Regions from separate parts of the Mus musculus genome. Here region 1 is linked to region 2. Evidence: chromatin loops called from intact Hi-C (ENCODE). Cell type or tissue: left cerebral cortex. All regions are shown on one strand. Region 1 has its middle 35 kb from the start of Gm32596. Region 2 overlaps Mrtfb (myocardin related transcription factor B).

Region 1 (5,000 bases), 160 kb before region 2:
TAAACCTATGTGAGGGACTAAGTGCCTGACAGGCTAGGGATGGAGCTTGATTTCCAAGAATGGAGTATGAATGTGAAATTCTAACCTGTCTTTTCAGGAGAGATTTTATAGACTGGATGAAACTTTTAGAACACAGATTTGAGGATCTCATTTTTTGTGTATGTGGTATCTCTGTGTGTGTGTGTGCGTGTGTGTGTGTGTGTGTGTATGCAGCACATGTGTATGTATGTGCAGCACATGTGTATGTTCATATGTATATGCAGCATATGTGTATATTTCTATGTGTGTGCAGCACATGTATATTTGTGTGCAGCACCTGTGTATGTGCATGTGGGTATGTGCAGCACATTTGTATGTGATGTGTGTGAAGCACATGTATATATTTCTAAGTGTATGCAGCACATGTGTATTTGTGTGCAGCACATGTGTATGTTCATATGTGGATGCAGCACATGTGTATGTGTGTTCAGCACATGTGTATGTTTATATGCATGTATATGTGCATCACATGCATATGTGCATGTGTGTGTTTGTAGCACATGTGTGAAGCATATATGTATGTGCACATGTATGTGTGTTCAGAAGGCAGAGGTCAACATTGGGTTTCTTTCTTATCTCTTCTGTTTTGATTCACAGTTTCTCACTAAACACATTGTTCACTGACTGGCTGGTCTACGAGCCCCAGGATCCTCCACTGTCTGCCCCTTCATACCCCCTCAGCTCTAGGATTGCACATGTGCAGTGACATGACTGACTTTTTAAAGATGACTGTAAGGATCCAGACTCAGGTGCCCGTGCTTGCATGGCAGGCCCTTCCTTACTAACGCTGCCACCTCTCTAGCCACAGACATGGGACACTTAGAACAGAGATTCCCAGATGAACTTAAGATAAAAAATTAACACTGGTACATTTTGACTAAGAATAATCATTTGAAACCTCAGAGGCTTCCTGGGGAGGAATGAATGAAACTAAAACACGAACCAACCACAAGACAGGCTTGTGTCTGCAGCCTGGCATCCATCCCTAACCTTCAAGACTGGGCTAAGATGATTCAGACGTATCTCCCACTTGCTGCCTTCACATCAGAGTGATTGACTTGAGAGATGGGCATGGAACCCACTCAGAGGCCAAAACAACCCAAGAGACCCTGCTTCCTCTCTTATTCCTGGGAACAAAGTTGTGACACTTAGAACCATTGCAGCTATTTGTGACCACAGAGGAAAAAGGCTCTAGAACTGTAGGCCATAGAGGAGCAGAGTGGCTTCCAAGCATATGCCAATGGCACAGAAGGCAAAGCTAAGTGGTAGAGGACACCAAGTCCTGCAACAGCATTGAGTACCAGGATGCAGCCTCGCCTGAAGCCCAGCCTACTGCAGGGTATTTTAATGGCCTCAGCCACATAAACGTTCTTTATTATATAAGCTGGTTTTGGTTGGGCTTGTGTGCTCTGTAACACAGAGCTCACATGGACCAAACCTTGCAGTAGGTACTGCCTGTCACTGCCAAGGCCCTCCATTCTGCACGCCCTGTTCCCATGAGAAAGTGAGCCTGTATGAAATCCAAATAAAAGCTCCTGCCTCCCCCTTCTCTCTTCCAGTGTTTCCATGCCTCCTATCACCATAGCACTGAGACTCTCACAGAAAGGCAGGGGAAGCAGAGGAGGAGAGGAGGCCCATCTCCAGGCTGGGTTGCCACACTGCGGGGAGCATGAGGCAGCTCCAAGCCTGACATTTCAGGATCCAGATAACAGGGTAAAAATAAACTCTCAAGCGCCCGTGGTGGTGCTTGATTCTCTGCTTCACAATTCTTATCTCTCTCTCTTTGGGGACAGAAAGGTTCCTTTCAGGTCACCATTCAGTCTGCTTCTTCCCAGTCCTAAGTGGAGAGGAAGAGGTGGGGTTGGTTCACACATGGCCTGTTCACTATGGGAGTCAAGCAATTCCAGTATCTTCCCATAGTCCCTTCCTTTGACTTGGCAAATCCTTTCTCTTTTGATGTTGCCATAGCCTGGGAGTTGAAGGAAGCTGTGGCTGCTAGTATCTACTTTCCTGGAGGGCAGACAAGAGATATACCTAATATCACACTGCTAATGAACAGGGTGCCCTGATCTCACCCTGGGGTCCTACATTTGAAATGTGTCAGAAAGAGCTTGACTCTTTTAGGGATGTTGACAGTCATATAGCTGAATACTGTACAGTTCCTGGGGGTGACAATCCTGGCACACAGTATATGAGTGTCGCTATGTGACACCTTACAGCCACACTTTCCCATCATACCTTGTCAGAGTTTTGCTTTCACCACAAAAGGTTGCCTAGATTATGATGCACACCTCTATGATCCCACCATTGAGGAAGCTGAGGTGTATAGACCATGAGTTCGAGGCCAGCCTGGACTACATTGTAAGTCCTGTCTCAAAAAGAAAGAAGAGGGAGGAAGGGGAGGGAAGGGGAGGGGAGAGGAGGGGAGGGGAGGGGAGGGGAGGGGAGGGGAGGGGAGGAGAGGAGAGGAGAGGAGAGGAGAGGAGAGGAGAGGAGAGGAGAGGAGAGGAGAGGAGAGGAGAGGAAGGAAGGAAGGAAGGAGACAGGTAGGGGAAGAAGAGGGGAGGTGGGAGGAAGAAGGAAGCAATGGCTGATGGTTGGGGCTAGTATTAGTAGCCAGAAGTGTCTTGGGGCCACTAGGCTTCACAGAGGGTCCCTGGGCCTCAGTTTCCCCACGTATAAAATGCTGATGAGGTTTGAGCCTCTGTGACAAAATTGTTGCAAATTAAATTAAATGCAGCCTGCGCTGTGTGGATGTGAAGCATTTGGAGCTTCTGAGACAGCGGTAACTGTTCATGTGCCAATGTGTAGGCACTGCCACTTTCCTACTTCAGTAGGCCACGCCCCAGAGCTATTTCTGTATTCTGTTCTGTTTTGGCTTTTTTAAGACGAAGTCTCTTTATCCCAAGCTAGACCTCAACTAGATACACAGCTAAAGGTGCTCTTGAACTCCTTGGTCCCCTTCCTCTGCTTCCAGAGAACACACTATGCCTAGGGTTCTTTCTGTCACCATTGCCAAGGATTTTTACTGAGCCATTTCATCAGTTAAGACTCTTGTGGTTGCAAGTGACTGGAATAGCAAATCTAACAGGATTACATGAAAGGAGAATTCACTGGCTTCGCAGTAGCCTCTGAAAACCATGCGTATAGAGTTTAGCTTCAGGCAGAGCTGGGTCCAGGGATGGAAATGATACCATCAGGATTGGGTTTCTCTCCCCACCCCCATTATCCTTTTCTACTGCCTCACTGTTGACTCCCCCGTATGTTAAAAGAAATGGCCATGGGAAACTAACGTCTCAGTCTCCGAGGTTCAGAGCCAGTGGAGAAGTCTCAACCCCAGCACCACCAACAGAAGGCCTTGTGCTTCTCTCATTGCCTAGACCTGGATATCACTGTGGATGGACCAGAGTGTCAGGTGACAGGCCCCACAGCCAGGGATGGTTCCTTCCACTAGATTCCCAGATTTGAGTAGTCATTGTCTACTCTAGGAAGTCAGTTATGGCTACTACTAAGGTGGGTTTGCAGCTACTGGCCTCTCTAAATTGTGCCCCAAAGTATATACACTGATGATCAACTTTTGAGATTACAAACACCTTCACCCAAGGCTCGGGTGTTCAGAGACAGAGCTGTCGAATATTCTGGAAGCCCTGGGTTCAGTTCCCAGCCCTGAAACAACAACATCATCATCAACAACAATAACAACAACACCTGTCATCTAAGGACCACGCTCCACCCCACACCCATCTCACCTAATGCCCACCCGTGTTAACAGCTGGCCAGTTAGATCAACAGGAACCTTTCTTGGGCATGCTAACTGAAAAGCCAGTTCCTTGACTGGGGATTAAGAATCTGGCTGGCTTCTCCAAGTTTCCCTGTTCATTGTTTATCATTTGTCTTCTTAATAGAAGCAGGAACAAGCCTCTTTCATAGATTGCAAAATATACATACAGCAGGGCTGGGGAAAGGGCTCGGTAGATAATGTGCTTGTTCCACAAGCATGAAAACCTGAGTTCTATCCCAAGAATACATATAAAAGAGTCCATTGGGGTTGTGAAGGCTTGAGGATTTAGTGCTGAGGGCAACACATGAGTATGTGCACATTCACATACACATACACATGAACACACGTGCACACACACCACACACAGGCGCACTAACACACACACTCACAGCACTCACACACTCACATGCACACACATACACACACACACACAGGAGGAAGCATCAATTTCTATTAAAGTGTATCTATTTTTTTGTGTGTGTGTGTTTTGTTTTTTGCTTATTCTGTCTAAGTCTGGGGAATATTGCTGGTGTCATTAAAAATAAAGTTAGCCATTTAGGAGAAGGTGTCCAGGCTGAATCTAGCACCAACTTGAGACATTCTGAAATGAAAGCGCTCAGAAACAGATTATAAAGGGAGCAACTTTCCCTTTAGATGGCTGTTAGATTGCATGCTGGTAGATAGTGCTGTCCTTGCCACCCACAGCCACCCACGGCTCTCTGATGGACCTTGAGGGAGCACACATTTCTCCCACTTTGGTTATGAGAACATGATGTATGCTGGTCCAGCTGCAGCTTCGTCTCTGTCCTCCTTTTCCTCAAGCCTGTAGGAGAAATGGAAAAGAGGGCGAGTGAGCCAGAAGATGTCTTTTAAAATAATTATGGTAATTATGTATGCCTCTCAAGAGTGAGCCTCTGGGAATCACTCCTTAAAGACTGTAAAGAATTTCCTCTTTTGATCTTGATTCTGAGCCAGAGAAAATCGAATTAAGAAAGAAAAGCAAGAGACAGACAGATCTCGCTGAGGAGGACAGCACAAAGCTGGGGCCTTGAGGGGGGGTCTGCAGAAAAGATGACTAAAGGGACCATCCCCAGGAACCTCCCAGCCTTCCAAAGTGTTGGTTCCCCTGGGGAGCTGCTTTTGACATCATGGAGAAAAATGGCTCCCACCAAGTGCTATC
Region 2 (5,000 bases):
GAGAGAGAGAGAGAGAGAGATCGAGGAAGCAGAGAAGTAGAGGCCAGCCATGAGCATGTGGAGAGAGGGGTGGTGGGAATGGAGGGGGGGAAGGGTGAGAGGACAGAGCAGGAACAAGAAGGCTATGGCTCTGTAAAAAGGTAGCCTTATGTGTAAGAACATGCTCAACAATGCTCTTGAAGAGATAGTATCAGAAATTCTCACAGAAAGTTTGGGGAAAATGCTTTGTGAATTTGAAACTATTTCAAATTCTTTGAAAAACAGCAAAAACATTTTTTAGGTATCTCCATTACTAGAGAAATTATTTCTTTTCAAAATGACAAAGCTGAGGCTTTGCTATAAGCCTGCAGCAGATGGTGCTTCGTTGATGGGAGGCTGACACTTTCATGGAGAGATAACGTGTCGGCAGAGTTTCCTTCACAAAGACGTCGACGACACAGAGTTTCAAGTTTTAAAGTGATGAGTGTAAAATATGTGTGTGTGTTTGAACCTATAAACTGAAAACATTGAGCAGCACCCTAGAAAAGTGCATGCTCCCTGTTGTTTTTACTGTTCCTTTTGCAAAGCACTGTAAGATGGAAGCACTAGAGCCAAGTTTGTTTTATAAGAATCCTGGCCTCACTTATGAGATATGCTATCTCTCAGTTTTCCCATCTGTAAATTGAGTTGATAATACTGATTTTGCAAGTCTATCAACAGGATAACTGATTGATTGATAGATAAATAGATAAAGTGTTACTGCTTCATAAAAAGTTAAAATACTTTTATAAATTAGTGCCTTGTGGTTACTCCCCAAAGAGCAGGGATGTGATAAACTCATGACTTGTGCTGCTACATGTCTCTAGCCAAAACTTAGAACTCGGGCCTAGTGTAGAGAAACTAGGCAGTGCAGTGCAATACGAAGACCTTCCTCTGTGGAGAACAGCAACTTTGCTTCAGTTCTAAGCCTTTGTGATCCTGGTCTTCGTTCTTCAATGTCTGTAATGTTCAAATCACCATGAAGCTCAGCAGGACTGCTGGGATACCGTGTAATATGTGCAAAAAAGTTGATGAAGTACCCAGTAAAGAGCAGTCACTCCTTGTGACTCTTGGAAGGACAGGAATGCTGTATCGGGAAACTAGGTCCAGAGACAGGGGACAGTAGCAGAGGTTTGCTTGAGGGCAGTGTGATAGACACTTCCATGTGCTCTTAGACTTAGACTATGCTGGAAGACTTCTGTTGCTTCAAAAGGAGCCTCCGTTGACAAGAAACATGTCATATGTTGTAAAATCCCATTCTCCAGAGATGTGGGAGAAGGGCAGATAGCAATCTCAGTAGGATAGTGTGGGTTGACTGCCTTGAAACCAGAGGCAAAAGATTTTCAGGATGTTTGATCCAAACCCCTCTGTGCTAGGAGGGGAAATACTGCTTCACCTGTGTGCAGGATGTAACCCTTTCTTCAGTCCACCGAGGCCATGCTGTGTATGACTAATATCACCTCATTTTCTCTTCAGAAGAAATATCCATCCTTTAGAGGCTTTTTTCTTCATCATCCATCAGTCGTGCCTGGTCACTGGTCAGGAACAGTGTTGTCAGCTATTTTCTCCTGTATTTTTTTTTTTCAGCTTAGTCTTGTCCCTTGGCTGTGTACAAGTAAAATTACTCATTCGACAAGACTCCTCATCGAGCACGGCTCTTGTGCCACTACCATTTGTTGATGGGCATATGGGAGCTCTATGCAAAGGCACATGGTTTGAACTCTAAAAATTATTGTGTCTGCTGGTGTGTGTTTGGTGTATGTGGAAACAAACTTGTTTCCACGTTGCCTGGAATTTCCATCCATAAACATTTCCTTCCAGAGTGCCCCTTGCATGTGTGAGTAGCCACCTGTACCTTGCAGAAAAGGCACGCGTGTTGTGAAATGAAACTCCAGCCCATCGCTGATTAAATCTTTTAGGAACATCTCTTAGTGGTGTTGCTTTGTACTTGGGAGAACAATTCTCCTTTAAAAAAGAATCCTAGTGATGCTAGCTCTCTCAGCCGACTAGTGGCACAAAGGCAAACTGCTGCTCCATGGGCTCTGAATAGCCAAGGAAGCAGCCGGATTTGCAGCACATTCCTGGCTATAAAGCTCTGCCAGGGATAGCCCTATGTAGCAAGAGGCTCCCACAGAGGAACGTGGGAGGGAAGGGATGCTTTCCACCCACATGTGCTGGTAGCATGTTTATTCAGTGAGGTGCCTCTGCAGAGATAAAACTGCTTCCTTTGGATGTCCTCTTCTGTCATTTGTTTAGCTGGAGAACTTCATGAGTAATGCATGGGCTCGTCTGGCCAGTGTGAAGTATTTCACAGCCCAGGGCTTTGCTTACAGAGAGCACAGCAGAGACGGCAGCCAGCCGTTCATCTTCCTGTTATCAGCAAAGGTTTCTCTTTAATAGCTAGAGATTTTATTTTTAACTGCTTGACTCAGTGCTCGTCAGATGATTGGGAGCATCTAGCTGCAGATTGAAGCAGCCAGCGCGGGGGAGGCTGGAATGGCAAAGGGAAGGGGGATGGCTGGGAAAGGGGGTGGGATCTTAAGAGTCGTGCCTCGCAGCCTCTGCCTTCCTCTAGTGTGGAAGAGTTAAAGGCTCCCACCCGAAGGAGTGTGTCTGCAGGTCAAGCTGGGAACTCCAAGCGAATGGCTGCCTTATGTCACTTAGAGACTTAATTGCTCTGTGACCAGTGTGCTGTGAGGAGGGAGCAGGACCAGAGTGTTCTGTGCTCTCTACTGTCCTGCGAATCAAGCTTATCTCCTGCTGGATGCTGCCTGTCTCCAGAAGTCTTCACCATGATCGATAGCTCCAAGAAGCAGCCACAAGGCTTCCCAGAAATTTTAACTGCTGAGGATTTTGAACCTTTCAAAGAAAAGGAATGCCTTGAGGGAAGCAACCAGAAAAGTCTCAAGGAAGGTCAGTCTGTCTCTGGACAGGGCAGGATGGCTACATTCCTGTTCCTGTCACCTTGCTGGCTGGCATGTCTGTCTACCACTGTATGTCTGTGTGTCTCTCTGTTTGCTGTTGCCCTTACTCCTGAGTTCTCTATGGTGAATGTTTAATCCTGCTTGCAGAGAGACAGAGTTGACAGGACATGAACAGTTGGCAATAATTGCTACTGATAATGACAGTTAGGAAGCCAGTCCTGGCTTCAGTTTAATTTGTCCAGATTTGTTTGTGTATTTTTCCCAGTTTGGGGATTCTCCTCCAAACCCTGTGGGTTTTGGAGAGGCTATTCCATTTTTATTATTAACCAGAACACTGCTTTATTTGTGTTTACAGCCACATAATTCCAGGAAAAATAATTTTCCCGATTAATATGTTGGACGTTTGTTGTTTGTCTCCTTGAGTCCTGAAATGATGACTCAGCTGTGTGTGCATTATCTGCATATTGATTTAAAAGCATGTTGCATAGTTTGATTTAAAAAAAAAAAAAAAGCAAGCAAATAAGCTTGTGAATGCTTACTGGTGGTTAGAATTGTCGGCAAGCACTGCACTAATTAAGAAAATGGCCAGAGATCTGGGAATTCCTGTTCCTGTTTGCGCAGCATGCTTCTGTTACAGCGGAGAGCAAGGGCTGTGGGTGAGGAAGCCCGAATCTGAACAGATTGAGACCTGAGTGTTATTGATCCCCGTGCCCACCCAGTCCTCTCGGGGAGGCTTCCTTCCTCACTCCCTCAGCTCTGTCTGCAGACCCTTCCTGGCCTGCTCAGCTCCGGTTCCTCCTGCAGACAGATCGCCTGTAAGGAACCCTGTTGCCCTGAGTAGCGAGTGCTTCCATCCTTTTCTCTCAGATACTAAGAGTGCAAATGATGAGGGCGTGCTGTAGCTTGCAAAAGATGAAAATAAATCATTCTTTGACTTCCCGGAGTCAAACTGCTTTTGAGAATGGTCAGGAAACACCTAGGTCACAACAGATAACACAGAGTGAAATGTAAGTTACTGCTGCCAAGAACTGAACAATGGGCATGCTCTGCCTCTACACAGTGTGTGTTACTGCAGATTGCTGGAACAGTCAGTGCCAGGGGAGTTTTTAGGACACACGGAGACTCGTTACAGGGGTCAGGTGGGCTTAAAGTTTTTAAATCATTCATTGATAAAACAGTTTAAGAATTCCTTTTGCATCGGTTAAGCTGTTTAAATGTCAGTTCCTCTTAATGCCATATATTTAAAACAGGTTTGTATGCTTGTGAAATCAGGCAAGTTAAATAGAATAGGAGAAATAAAAAGATAACAAAACAGCAGAATGTGATTTAAAGGACTTAGGAAGCAAGGATCAAAAGTATGAACATAAGGAGTAGAGAGGTGTGAAGCATGTGCCTAGCACGTAAGAGTCCCAGGTTTGATTCCCAACACCGTGCATGCATACATCATACATACATACATACATCCTGCAGACATGTGTCCATGGTAGAAGAATCATGAGCTGATTGATCACATAATTAGAATCTCCCTGGCAATCCTGAGGGTTATACAGTGCAGTAAACAGTGTAGTATTGAAAGAGCAAAGAGAGGCTGTGAGTGACAGGTCTTTAGGCTCAAGCCCAGGTACAGCATGACTTTTGTGGCCCTGGATGGACCTAGTGTTTACTGCTCTGCACTTTGGTTTCCTTGTCTGTACAATGAGAAGGAATAGTTCCCATGTCCTTCTATTTACATGGGAGGCTGGGTGCAGTATCAGTTTCACATTCACCCTCTCACTCACTTGAAAGCCCTTTGTTACTGCCTGCTTCTATGCAAAAGTTAAAGTTTAAGAGCCAACATATATTTTTCTTATAAAGAAGTGGCCTGCATATTCACAAATGCAAATTCATAAAGAGGTCATGTTTTAAGACACCCCACAGAAATGACTGATAATGAAATCCACATCTCACCAGAATCGAATGGAACTGAGCTTGACATGTTTAACATATTTAACATATTATGTATTTTTACTCATTTGCAGTAATAGGGGATGAGAGTAAAATGATATAACCACATATCAA

What was found. Hi-C counts contacts between places; a loop is a spot of excess contacts. Peaks named below come from ENCODE experiments on the same cell type or tissue, not always from the same donor. Only the 100,000 strongest peaks of a DNase experiment are listed, where the experiment ranks them.
Region 1: it touches region 2 in a loop (7-fold over the local background); 5 of 42 quality-filtered maps call a loop at or near these places.

The regions. Positions count from the first base shown.
Region 1 is chr16:13,192,211-13,197,210 of GRCm38, forward strand. No RefSeq gene overlaps it. Among named protein-coding and RNA genes, the nearest start is that of Gm32596, 35 kb to the left of the region's middle. In left cerebral cortex, no CTCF peak of the experiment used is centred here; DNase peaks (open chromatin) are centred at 1,044, 1,626, 2,869 and 4,587; H3K27ac peaks cover 4,519 bases.
Region 2 is chr16:13,355,829-13,360,828 of GRCm38, forward strand. The region is part of intron 3 of Mrtfb (myocardin related transcription factor B); the gene reads left to right. All of the region lies in intron 3 of LOC115488652 (a long non-coding RNA gene), which reads right to left. Among named protein-coding and RNA genes, the nearest start is that of Gm15738, 64 kb to the right of the region's middle. In left cerebral cortex, a CTCF peak has its summit at 2,032; DNase peaks (open chromatin) are centred at 408, 2,145, 2,443 and 3,785; H3K4me3 peaks cover 3,571 bases; H3K27ac peaks cover 4,581 bases.